2 separate regions of the Homo sapiens genome follow, and region 1 is linked to region 2. Evidence: chromatin contacts called from ENCODE Hi-C or POLR2A ChIA-PET data. All regions are on one chromosome and are shown on one strand. The core of a region is the stretch at or near the end of the contact, and the rest is flanking DNA. Distances in the headings are between cores, read along the strand shown. Region 1 has its middle 65 kb from the start of NAV2-AS5. Region 2 overlaps CSRP3-AS1 (CSRP3 and E2F8 antisense RNA 1).

What was found. Hi-C counts contacts between places; a loop is a spot of excess contacts on that map. ChIA-PET counts read pairs that join two places held with the same protein, here RNA polymerase II (POLR2A). Pooled maps may share reads with other maps.
Region 1: a loop to region 2 is called in a map of PC-9, with 3 times the contacts of the local background. The contact joins two enhancer-like sites. A Hi-C loop is called at or near these places in 1 of 168 maps with a recorded cell type or tissue (PC-9), 1 of 37 single-sample maps with no recorded cell type and 2 of 50 pooled maps. POLR2A ChIA-PET finds 5 or more read pairs at or near these places in 1 of 52 experiments (activated T-cell).

What each region holds. Positions count from the first base shown.
Region 1 is chr11:19,438,566-19,445,498 of GRCh38, reverse strand. It overlaps a transcript of NAV2 not described here. Among named protein-coding and RNA genes, the nearest start is that of NAV2-AS5, 65 kb to the left of the region's middle. RefSeq lists enhancers at 2,908-2,997, 2,409-3,608. Within about 2 kb of position 3,143, at least 8 of the 41 ENCODE cell types and tissues checked have a DNase peak (open chromatin) inside an H3K27ac peak, as active enhancers do; they include PC-9, where a contact is called at or near this core.
Region 2 is chr11:19,275,637-19,282,235 of GRCh38, reverse strand. CSRP3-AS1 (CSRP3 and E2F8 antisense RNA 1) reads right to left here. Exons shown (of 6, transcript NR_183675.1): 3 at 786-986. Among named protein-coding and RNA genes, the nearest start is that of E2F8, 38 kb to the right of the region's middle. RefSeq lists an enhancer at 4,520-4,814. Within about 2 kb of position 4,700, at least 3 of the 41 ENCODE cell types and tissues checked have a DNase peak (open chromatin) inside an H3K27ac peak, as active enhancers do; they include PC-9, where a contact is called at or near this core.

The sequences.
Region 1 (6,933 bases), core at 1,894-4,393, 160 kb before region 2:
TCCTTATCTATAAAGTGGGGATCATAGCAACTTCATAAGGTTTGTGATGAGGATTAAACAAGTTAACATGAATAAAGTGCCTAGTCCCATGCCTGGTGCCTCCCAGGAGTTCAGAGTCCCCTCCCTCAGCTCCTTCTTCACTGTATCTCCCACAGTGTCCAGCACAGTGCTCTACCTGCAGGATGTATTCTGATCTTTGTTGGCCAGTAGGACTAAAAAAAAACCACCTGCCAGAAAAATGTAGCCTTCTGGTCACCAAATTCAAAGGGGGCCCTGTCTATCTTCAGGACCACATTCCTTATTTCCTCTTCCCGTGTTTGACTGTCTGTTTTGCACCTGTGCACCATGTTCTCAATCTTCTGCATGCCTCTCTTCAACCCCAGGACCAGACCACAGTCCACCTCCCATTCACCCAGTGCCTGATTCTCCATTGATAAATAATGATGGTGGTGATGATGAAGATGGAGATGATGATGGCAGTGATAGCAGAGATGGTGGTTGTGGTAGTTAACTTTTATTGAACTTTTACTCTGGGCCAGACATTTTCCTATTCTTCATATAGATTTCTTTCTCCAAGTCCCATAATATCCATATGCCTATTTATAAAAAAGTTTAAGTAATTCACAGGGCTAAGTGATGGAGTTGGAATTCACATCTAGGCATTCTAACTCCAGAGTCTACACAGTTAACCACTAGAAAAGCCTGAAAACGACCTCTCAGGGGAGATCTTATTCTATATTTTATAATAATTAGTAATAATATAATAATTAGTAATAATAATAATAAAGGAACAACAGCAATAACAATGTAATTATTAAGGTAGTATTAGCTGCTTTAACAGGTAAGATCCAAACTCTTGGTGGTTCAACACAAAGGGAACTCATTCCTTGTTCATACAGAGTTCAATGATAGAGTGAGGGGAGGAGCAGGTGGGCAGTGGGGGGCCGGTTCTACAGCCATTCAGGGATCCAGGCTGATGGTTGCTGCACCATCTTCAGCACATGGTTAAACCACAGCAAGAACATTTTATGAGCCCATCTGGAAGAGGCATTACATCACTTCTATCCACGCTGTATTTGCCAGAACTTAGCCACATGACTTTCCCTAGATGCAAGAAAGGTTGAGGAATGGAGTTCCTGGCTGGGCAGGGCTTCTGAGCAATAACTCTTCACTGTGGAGGGGGAGCCCAAATCTTTGGAGACAGCTAGCCATTTCTACCACAAACAACAATAGCAGCAACCATAAAGATAATAATAAGGGCCAGGCACAGTGGCTCATGCCTGTAATCCCAGCACTTTGGGAAGCCCAGGCAGGCGGATCACAAGGTCAAGAGATGGAGACCATCCTGCCCAAGATGGTGAAACCTCGTCTCTACTAAAAATACAAAAATTAGCCAGTCGTGGTGTCATGGTGGCTGGTGCCTATAGTCCCAGCTACTCAGAAGGCTGAGGCAGGAGAATCACTTGAACCTGGGAAGCAGAGGTTGCAGTGAGCCGAGATTGCGCCACTGCACTCCACTCCAGCTTGGCAACAGAACAAGACTCCGTCTCAAAAAAATAATAATAACGATAATAATAATAATAAGAGGAGTTGTCCCTTATTGAACACTCACTACGCATCTATACTAGGCTCTGTGCTAAGTACTTGATACAATTATATCTACTTTTCTGAACTCTAAAACATAGATGTTATTATGCCTATTTTACAGAGAAGAAAACTGACATTTTAGAAGATGTGAAGAATTTGCTCAATCTCACACACCTATCAAGGGGCAGATCCAAATTCCAAGCCAGATGTCTTAGTCTGGGTCTTGTAGAAAGCAGAGCTTGAGCAGTGTAAACACTCTTTGGGAAGTGCAAGCCCAGGACAGTGAGAAAGAGGAGAGAAGAAAACCCATGTGAAGAAAGGAGCAAAAGGATGCAAAGAGATGCCTTAGTGTGCTGGCCACTGCTTTACCACAAGCTGCTGGCAGATGCAGCAGGTCACCTGACAGGTGTCCTTGCTCAGCATGTGGGACTTTCTGCAAAAGATTTGCAAGGACAAACTGTATCTCAGAGTGGTCCATGGCAGGGAGAGAGAGTGGGGATGCACTGCCCATCTCTTTCAAGTTTCTTCCTTCTCATTGGTCCAACTCCATGGAGAGCTGACTGTATACTTCTCCGTCATTGCAGACCATTGGTGGCCACTGAGAAGGTCAGAAACCATATCCTGCAGTGTAGCATTTCATCCAAGTGTCGCAGTGGAGGAGCAACTCAGCAAGGATAAGGCCTGGCATAGAGGGCATGAAGGCCATGCTGTCCCAGGGCTTCAGCTCAGAGATTCTAGCAAGGATGCTGCCATAGGTGGCAGCAGGACAAGGTAACTGTGACTTCAGGAAGAAGGAAGTGGTATGAGGAATATGATGCCCAAGATTCATGTCTCATTCCCAAAGCTCAAGCTCTTTTTACTACGTTACCTGGCCTCCCTCTCCAGTTAGATCTAAATGTGGGTGTTTCAGACACCTTGATGGGTAGGTAGGGGGACCTCTTTGGGCGGGACTGCATCTCAGATCTTATCCTAAAAGGGACCACATTTCTCCCGATGGTGGAAGGGGCAGCTGAAATTAAAACACCAAAAACACAGGACAATCCACTTCTAAGCTGCTTTAGTCAAGGGAAACAAGCACATTCTTGAAGCTACTGGAAGAGAGAGAATGATACTTTTTATATAGCCTATTGTCACACTTGCTGTAAAGGTTGGGACTCTAGGGCCAAGGCAGCCACAGGGGGACTTGTTTAAGTTTACACAGCCAGTTGGTGGCAGGGTGGAACCAGAGCCCTGGGCCCTTGCTATGATGCCACCATCTCCCAACATCACTGCAGGCTTCTGCAGGCCACCTGAGCCCTGCCCTCTGATCCTGGCCAGCTCTCCCACACCTGGGCTCTCCCAGCAACAGCAGAGAAAGGTCAACTTCTCACATTTGAGAAATGCACCTCCTTTCTAGCCATATCCACCACCAGCGCATGAGTCACCTCTCTGGGGAAAGCCCTCCTCTGTGTTGAGTCATTTCACCTTTGGTTTTGAGTGATTCCAAACCCACAGACGTAATTATCCTTATGTATCAGCCAGCCTTATCACAAGAACTCAGCAACTTGCCTGTGCCGCCAGCAAAAACCAGATAGGAGCGGGAACTGTTTGAAAGCCTCAGGCAATGAGCAGGGGAAATAGGAATGGAGGCCCAGCCTCTTGCCAGGCCAGCCCCCTTTCCTCAACCATTAGGATTTCTGAGAGGGCCTCTGGGATGATGGGGAGGAGGGAGAGTGCAGGTGTGAGTGCACACAGTCTCCCCTCCCCAGGGCCCTCACATTCGGAGCTCCACTCCACTTCCGCCACAGCAGTCCCTGTTTCTAAAACTGGAGATTGCTAGACCAGGAAATGGCAGGCCTGAGCCAGTGGTTCCCAAGCAGCCCTGCCCCGCCTGCCAAGCCATTAGGAGGAGGATTGAGATGATGGGGGAACAGAGCAGGCACAATTAAACCACACGTTGCTATCTTGCAAATGGCATGAGCAATGTGATTTAACAGCTCATTATTAATGGGAAAAATAGATAAGGACCAGGTTCGGTGTCCAGAGGAGAGCTCCCAGACCAAATTGAATACGTGCTAATGCTTGCTTTCAAGCCAGCGGCTGACAGAAGGGTGGATTCCACTCCTGCCCAACTTAGCACCCCCAGCCCCTGGCTCCCTGCTGAAGCCAAGGGAGAAAATGGGCTCCGATAAATTGTCTGCTGCAACCAACATCCTCTCTTTGAGAATAACAACCACAAGAGAAGCACCACATCTGTTGTTTCACAAAATTGGTTAAAAAATAAATAAGAAGTAGCAGCCCACTTACAAGTGCCCACCATAAGACAGAATGAAGGAGTGGGTTGTTTCTAAAAGATTAGGAAGAAATGACGTGCAATGACTTCAGTCTTCTCTGAATCAGATCTCAGTTTCATGCTCTTACTGCTATCTGTACACAGGGCATTGTCAGCCTGTTGAAGGGTGTGTGTGTGTGTGTGTGTGTGTGCGTGTGTGTGTGTGTGTGTCCCAGTGTCCTTTCTTGTACCTCTCCGATCTGTTCTCCTCACAGCAGCCAATGTGATTTGATCACATATCTCTCATGTTTAAAACATTTCAATATCTCACTAGGACTCTTAAGTCAAAAACCAAAATCTCCAACATGGCTGAGAGACCTTGTAGGGGAATCTCCTCCAGGCTCTAGACCCATCCATCTCCAGCCATTCTCCTAGATGATCCCCAGGGTCCAGCCACACTGGCCTTTTGTCCTGCCAAGGCCTTTGCATCGTATTCCTCCCCCGGCATGAGACATTCTTCCCACCTCCTTTTGCCCCTTCTAAACCTAGTTAAACATCAATATCTCAATAAAGGCTTCCTGGGCTTTCTCCTTTATGTGCCCTTCCATCATCCTGTACATCTTCTTTGTATCATGTGCCACAGTTTTAATTACACAATTATTTGTATGGTTAGTTATTTAATGCCTGTTTTCCTCATTACACTGCAAACAATGACAGCAAGGTCAAACTGCATTTTTTCTGTACTGGTTTCTAGACGCTGTGGAAGATTGGCCTACTTAGCGATGGGGCAGAGGTGTTTCAAGATGTTTATCCTGCACAAAGAAAATAATGGGAATAGTTGTTGAGGGAGGGTGAAGGTTAAACCAAGCCTCCATTCATTCATTGAGTTAGTCAATCACCTAGAGTTCACTGAATGCCTAGTCGATGCCAGGAGGTGTGTAGACTGGGCAGTCAGGTTCAACAGTTAACAAGACAGCCATGGCTTGGTATTCTGTGCCCATCTCTCACCCCCTTACCATACTTGACTGCACTTAACCTAACACAGTCAGTACTTTCAGCATCCTCAGTACCAAATAAATGTTCAATGCAAGAATGAATGACTAGAGTTATATAAGACTCCCATGAGACAATCAGCCAGGAGCATAACCTAGCCCCTCTCCTTACCCCGTTCTCAACTTCCCAGACCCACCCTCTATTCCAACCATACCGACCCCAGCAGCTTGGACAATACTAGTTACACCCTTGTACAGGTTACAACCTTTCCCTTTGCCTAACTCCAACTCATCCTGAAGCACTTGGTTTAACCATCACTTCCTTCAGGATGCCTTCCCTGTCCTGACCATCACCACCACCACCACCCTCACTAGACCCAAGACTGACAACTTAAGACTGAGTTGGGATTCTTGCCATGGCTTCCCATAGCACCCACTATCTCCCCTGCTAATTGTCTGTCCTCCCCACTAGACAGTAGCTTCATGCAGACAGCAACCACGTCCATCTGGTATACCAGCCATTTGCCTGACACATAGTAGGCCCTGAAAGATTATTTTTTACGTGTGTGATCGACTAAACATTTGAGTGGCAATTGAACATAAAGAAAGAATGCTTCTATTATCTAGCTTTTAATTATATAACTTCAAATACATGGGCGTTTTGCTGAAGGTCTGGTCAAAAGGGTAAGTTACTTTTAAAAATTGTACTTGTAATTAATTTTTTTAAACCAATTTGTATGTTACTCTCAATATCCCACATTATCCTTGGCTATACCTGCAGCCCTGGGTAATGAGGACTGATGTTCAGAATGAATGGAAGATTAAATCACGCTCAGCGCATGTAAGAAAAATGAATTCTGACATGTTCTAAGGATTTTTAACAAGGGTTGAAACAAAAGAGGATTTCTAATTAACCCTCAGTTACCTAGGAAATTGCATCAGTCACAGTGTTCATTCATAAAAATGTATTTCTTGATCATGTCATGTATGAATGATTAAGGAGCCAAATATGTGAATGAGCACATTGGGACATAGAAAATAAACACAGGTATCATGTTGGGCCTATTACATAGGTTATCCCATCCACAGCTCGCAACCTCTCTGTGAGGTCAATATTATCACTGCCACTTTTTTTTAACTTTTAAATTCAGGGGTACATGTGCAGGTTTGTTACATAAGTAAAATGAATGACTCTTCCTATATCCTTTTTCTAAGGACCGGTGTGATTATGTGGTGCCCATCTGGATGATCCAGGGTAATCTCATTTCAGGAGGTTTGTTGTACAAAATTTCATCACCCAGGTATTAAGCCTAGTACCTATTAGTTATTTTTTTCTGATCCTCTCTCTCCTCCTACCCTCCACCCTCTTATAGACCCCAGTGTGTATCACTGCCACTTAGCTGGTATGATATTGTGATACAATAAGAAATATATATTTGGTCTTTGTCTTGGGTTCCTGGCAGAGAGTTTCTAAAACGCTTGGAACTTCCCGAGCCATAGGAGTGAAAGGAGCATCTTTTGCTATTCATACAAGCCCCTTCCAACCACACCTGAGTTTATGATAATGAGGTGACCCTTTGTGGGCCCCTAGAAAACTTCAAGATGGGGGCTGGCTGCCAGAGGAACCAACCATGCAATTAGAGGATTGGAGCAATCAGCCCTCTCCACTCCCCAATTCCAGGGAGGAGGGAGGGGCTGGCGATTGAGCTAATCACTAATGGCCAATGATTTAATCAATTATGCCACTTAATGAAACCTCTACAAAAAAAAAAATCTCTAAACTTCTAAGTTTAGACAGCCTTTGGGTTTAGAGAGCCTTTGGGTTGGAATGCATCCACATGCCAGGAGGGTGGCACACTCTAATTTTACAGAATGGAGACTCCTGCAATCAGGATCTTTCCAGACCTCATCTTATGCAACTCTCCTTTGGACTACTAATCTGTACCGTTTATAATAAACCAGTCAATGTAAATAAAATGCTTTCCTGAGTTCTGTGAGCCATTCTAGCAAATTATCAAACCCAAGGAAGGAGGTGTGGAAAATCCTAATTTATAGCTGATTGGTCAATGTCACTGGGTAGTTAGAGTCAGAATTGAATGGAAT
Region 2 (6,599 bases), core at 3,451-5,950:
CTGTTTCTCAGAAGCAAGTCTCTAGGTCCACACCACATTCAAGAGCTAGGCTGTGACTGCCAGGAGTCATGGTTCTTATTGAGAACCACATCAGCAGCCTCATGCCATGCTCCTGCACCCACCCATCCCCAAGGGCAAGCTCCATGACAGCAGGAACCTCATCTGTCTTGTTCTCCACACTACCCCAGTACCTCACTCCTGGTAGATGTTTGATATCTATTTTTTAAGGAATAAACAAAGTAACCAAACTATAAGCTCCAGGAGCTCCCAGTATTGCACCCTGGAATACATGCCTGTATTTTTTTTCAAATTTTATTTTTAATTGACAAGTAATTGTATATATATATGGGATACAATCTGATGTTTTGATATATGTACACAATATGGTATGATTAAATCAAACTAATTAACATGTCCATCACCTCACATACTTATCATTCTGGGAGGAGTGTGAACATTTAAAATCTACTGTCAGCAATTTTGCAATATACATTACTAAACGCTTGTTGAATGAATGAATGATCTGAATGTCCTTTGGTGAACATTTGACACAGTCCCTAAATCACTAGATTAAAAAAATGTAGGAGACTGAGTGGCTTCATGAGTACCATGAAAAATAAGAGTTTTTTAGATATAATTACCCATAAATCCTCATTCCAAACCACGTGTCCATGGGGCCATTTTGCAGATGCTTAAATGACTTAGGAATCTCCCTAGAAGATATGTGGGAAGAGAGCTTGCTGTCACTAGAGAAAGGAATGGAAAGCAGACCTTTATCCTCTTACCAGGTTGTGGCAGGGGCTCCAGAGAGTTTACATTTTAAATTTGCATAATTGTTTCCCCTTGATTGGCTCCCCTTCCTGCTAAGGCTGGTGTCCTGGAGATGCATGTCCGAATTACAAGTATATTGCCAACGCAGATCAGATCTGTGCATCACTGCTGCTGCTGCTGCTGCTGCTGCTGCTGCAGTCAGCTGATTGGCAAGCCTATTAAAATACAAAGAGAGCCCCACATGAGCAACTTTGGGGACCTGGAGGGGGAGGCTGGTAAGAACATGTCTTTCCCACCCCCACCGCACCTCTACCACAGCTGTTAATTGCAAAGGGGAGCCTTGATAAATGAAAGTGAAAACAGATACACAACTCGACCGGTGTTTATTAAAGAAATAGCAAATGGCAAGATGCCAGCATGGATAAGCTTCACTATAATCAGTGTGTTTATTTCACCAAAAAAAAAAAAAAAAAGAAAGAAAAAAAAAAAAAGCTCATCTGGGCTGCTTTTAAGGCTGATAAACTCATTATGCAAAGTTTCAGCCTCCATAGAACTGAGGCTTTTCTATATGTTAATTCATTTCAGTAAATAATTAGTCTGTTTGGCTGAGGAAACACATGTCTCCATAATTTAATAATTGGGAGGGTTATTACATGTGATTAATAGGGGTCATAAACTAACACTGAGAGTTTAAAACCATTTTTTTTCACTTTGAACAGATATAATAAAGAAGGCTGATGGGAAGGTAGGGAAGATTCTCCTCCCCTTCACCTCCACCCCCTTCTCGTTTTCTTTTTAGAGTTGGGAAAGCAGTGCTCAGAACAGGAGAGGTTGTCTTTCTTCCCCACCAGAGGTCTAACTCTGATGCATGGTCTGCTTCTCTCGGGAGCTTTGAAATGTGCCTCAGTGTGTCTAAGTGTGTCTGTATGTAAGAGGTGAGAAAGGAAGAAGAAAGAGAAGAAGAAAGGGAAGAGGACTAAAAAGAGAGACAAAGAGAGAGGAAAGAACTTGAGTGACTGGTTCCTCCAGGCCAGAGGCTCCCAAATGCCCATCTGAGCCCGGACCTGTCTCTTCACTGTGGATCAGTGAAGTTTACCCCAATCCTCAGTGAAATGGGAAAAAAATTAGAACAATGTAGTAACTTTTTCATAGAACCAATATGTACCCAATGTTTTAAAATTCTAGGATCACCCTTCACACAATTGAAGTGTTTAAATGCCCTTTTACGAAATAACAATTGTCGGTAATATCTTTCTCCATCTCCTTACTTGGAAAAATGAAAAGCTGGCAGCTTTTAACCACTTCCCCGCAATATTTTTTGGCATTTTTAGTTTAGAAATGTATTAATACCAAGTCTGTAAAGCTTCAAAGTCCTTAGAATCAGAGAGAACCATTTGGTCTCAAGAGTAAAACCACCCTGAGCCAGATTTCCAAATCTGATTTTTCTGGGCTACTTCCTTGTTCAGTAAATGGGTGAAGTCATTAACCTACATATTAATCCAGCAATTCAAAAATATTAATTGAGCATCTAACGTGTAATAACCACTATTCTTAGCACTGATGATAAAGCAGCTGATGTATTTTAGTAAACCATCATCTATTTTGTTGCAGGAGTGTTAGTTACCCCTATAAATGTAGAGATTTCCTATATGTGACTGCTATAGTTTGGATGTTTGTCCCCCAAACCTCATGTTGAAATTTGATCTCCAGTGTTGGAGGTGGGGCCTAATGGGAGGTGTTGGGTCATGGGGATGGATCCCTCGTGAATGGCTTGGTGCCCCCTTGAGGTAATGAGTTCTCTGTTAGCTCGCAGGAGAACTGATCGTTATAAAAAGCCTGGCACCTCCCTCATCTCCCTTGCTTCCTGTCTCACCACATAACCTCTGCATACACCAATTCCCCTTCCCCTTCTGCAGTGAGTGGAGACAGCCTGAGACCTTCACCAGAAGCCATCAACAGATGCCAGCTCCATGCTTCTTGTACAGCCTGCAGAACTGTCAGCCAAATGAACCTCTTTCCTTTATAAGTCATCCAGGCTCAGGTATACCTGAGTCCATAGCAACACAAATGGACTAAGACAGTGACTGAGGCAACATCTACAGTGCCTGGTTCTTACACGGGATCAACACATATTTGTTACCTAAATGAATAAACATACTACACATGGTTGTTATGAGATAACAGATATGTAGGATCTTTACATATTACAATATTGTTGCCATTTATCCTGTCAAGAAATGGACCTTTCATGCCCAAGTAGGGCCAGCAGAGAAGTCCTAAGTATCAATAGCTTACAAGAAGCCACCTGAACTGGGCCCATATTATCATTTCAGAAACGTTGGCTACTCTATTAGTCCATTTTCATGCTGCTGATAAAAACATACCTGAGATGGGTAATTTTTAAAGAAAAAGAAGTTTAATGGACTCACAGTTCCATGTGGCTGGGGAGGCCTCACAATCCTGGCAGAAGGCAAAAGGTACACCATACATGGCAGCAGGCAAGAGAGAATGAGAGCCAGGTGAAAGGGATTTCCGCTTATAAAATCATCAGATTTTGTGAGACTTATTCACTACCACGAGAACAGTATGGGTGAAACTGCCTCCATGATTCAACTATCTCCCACTGGGTCCCTCCCATGACACATGGGGATTATGGGAGCTACAATTCAAGATGAAATTTGGGTAGGGACACAGCCAAACTATATCAACTACCCAGCTCCCCTAAATGCCCACCAAGGACCCATTGGCTCTTCCCAGCCCTAGCCCCAGCCCCAGATCCCTGTCTTGATCTTTGACCCCTGATGTCCTGATCTCAGCCATTCTCAGTCCCGACCTTTCCCAGTCCCGCCATCCATGTCTGTTCTGGCCAGAGGGATGCTGGTCTACCAGTCCACCATCCAGCTCAACTAGAATCTGCTTCAGACTGGGACACGTTGGTTTTGGCAGAGGCTGGGGGGCTGGGGCTGCATCTTATCCAACATGCCTCCTCTTTTCTAAGGATATAGTGAATCTAATAAAGTACAAGCTCTGCCACTTTGTAGGCACTAGCATCCTAGGCCAGGATTGCTCTTCCTGTGAAAGTAGCACACCTAGAAGCTTCAGAGAGGTAAAAGCTTCAAACCACATTAACTCATTCAAATACGTTTAATTTGAATCTAATATGCCTAATGTACCTAATATATGCGAGTCATTGTGCTAGGCACTGGGCATACAGCAATGAACAAAGCAGGCAAAGATCTCTGGCCTTGTGATGCTTCATTTCCAGTAGATAGATAGAAATGCATATACAATAAAATGCCAAGGAGTGATCAGTGTTATGGAGAAAAACAAGGTAGGCCAAGGGGGCAAGGTGGCAGAGAGGGCCTCTCTGAGGAGGTACATTTGAGGTAGACAGTGGGGGAAAGGCATATCAGGCAGAGAGAACAGCAAGTGCAAAAGCCCTGAGGCCTAAGTATGCTGGAATGTTTTAGAAGTGGCAAAAGGCGGCCAATGAAGTGACATTCCAGGGGCTACAGAGTGGAAGAGAGAAGACAGTGGGCAGCCAGCTCAATGGCACCTTGTGGCCCATGGTGAGAACTCTGGATCCAACACGTTCAATATTTAGGGAACCAATGACAAATTTTCTGATAACTTAAAAGCAAGGAGAGGCTTGAGCCGAAACCTGGCCTGGCCCACATAGTCATGAAAGAAGCAGCTCATCTTCAGAGAATTCGTTCCAGCCCTTTCTTCCTCCTGCGCTCTTCAGCCCCGACCTGACACCCTTTGCCCTCACCCCAGGTCTCTTGTCTCTCCTTTGCACTATTCATTTGGTCACTGACTCATCAGCAAACAATCCTGGAGGTAGGGGATGAGAATCATGTGGTAAGCACCATGTCATGGCCAGGATTGGTTACTGGGATATACACAATCAGAACGCAGCCTGGCTTGAGATCATACTGGACATGGGCTCAGAGGAGCTGATTCTATCCAGCTTTGCCATTTAGCAGGCTTTGTTTTTAAATAGAAACTGCAATAACTGCTCTGCACTCATGCAGTGCTGAGGAGCCAGTGATGAAACTGGAGTGGCAGTGCTTTAGGTAAACTGTATAGTGAGATGCCCATGTCAGCTGCTCATGCCAAAGTGATTATAGTCATTAAGCCCTAAACCTGCCTATAGGACCTCGCCCTTGCAGCTAAGTGCCTTCATAAACACCATCTTTCTTACTTCCCTGGGTCCTGGGCCCCAGAAATGTCACACCTCCATTCCCTCCTTCAAACTCCCCTAACCTCACTGTTGCTCAACTCTAGGAAATACTGATCTTTCAGATCCCAGAGGTCACAGAAAACTTGCACAAGTGTAGGGCGTGGCCTCGTGTATGACACACACCAGCACTATGCTAGCACCTTCTGTAGACACATACCTCAACAGCCTCACCCACAGAAAGAACAACACACACTGCACCAAAAGGGCCCTTGGGCACATGCGTATCCTCTGCTTAGCTGATCAGCTGATCCATGTAATGGGGATGTTTATTCATTCATTCATTCATTCATTCATTCATTCATTCATTCATTCATTTGGTGAGTCATCAAACATTCCTTCAGAGGCTTCCATGGGCCAGCTCTGTGGTAGGTCCTGAGGCTCCGGCCATGACCTCTATTGCCTGGCCCTGGCGTATGGAGGCCTGAGATCTACCTGGGACAGACTCTGGAAGACTGCTTTATGGCCATGGCCATCTCATCAGCAAGTAGGAGCTATGCGAAACTGCATCCATCTGAGGGGTCAGCGATATCAAGGCTGCCTCTGAGGTAATGTCTGCGTCACCTCTGTTGGAGACTATGTTTGCCATTTTGAGTGGCCCATGGGACAAATTGCTTTCTCCATAGAAGGGGCCACCTCTGCAGCCCTGTAGTTGATAGTGAGTCAAGTGAGCAGGGATTTCATTCTGCCTTGCCATGCTATGTCAGTTTATGACTTTGGATACAGCCATTCTGCTCCCTGGGCCCTGGGCCCCCAACTGTCAGAGCAAGAATTGCAGAAGACAAACATTCCTACAAACTTCTCTTGTTCTAGACCCATCCTCATTATGTTTGCCCTATACTCCCCTACCACCTTGATTCACTGCATTTTATTTAACAGTTACCTATGTGATGCTTAGTGTGAGCTGGGACATGTTGTAAGTGCTTACATGAACTAACTCATTAAGTGGGTACTACTGTTATTCCTTAAAGATAAGGAAACTGCAGCACAGTGAAGTACTTACCCACTGTCCCATAACTGGTAAGTGTGGTGCTGGGAGTCTGACCATGCATCCGTCTTCAGAGTTCATTCTCTTAACTACTATGCTATGCTGCTTCCCTTAACAATTTTCTTTAAACAGATTCACTTTTTTAACATTATTTTTAAAAAACCATTATGACCACTGATTGAAAACCTATATGACTTGCCATAAATAGAAGAGACATTAAAATGCATGACTATTACATTTAAAACCCAATAGTCCTCCAAGTGACTCCTAAGATCATCTCTCAGATGACTGGGGACACTTGCGGACACCTGGGGAGGAAGCACTAATGGCTTTTCTGACACTTTAGGTACCTGCAGGCCTCCCAGGAAGAAGCTCGGGGGCAGACAGCCTTTATGCCTCTGTGGCCCTCCTCTCCTGCCTACAATAGTGCCACTCAGCAATACACAAGGTAAAGGCTTCAAGGAACTTGGCTACCACCAGTCTGGGGCTTCAATGACTCACTGCCAATCCCTGGGCATGATGCATCCACTCAGGGGCTGGTGACAGCCTAGCCAGAGGCTTCCTTTGCTCTCTGCTTTCTGGAGCGACAGCCCACTGGAG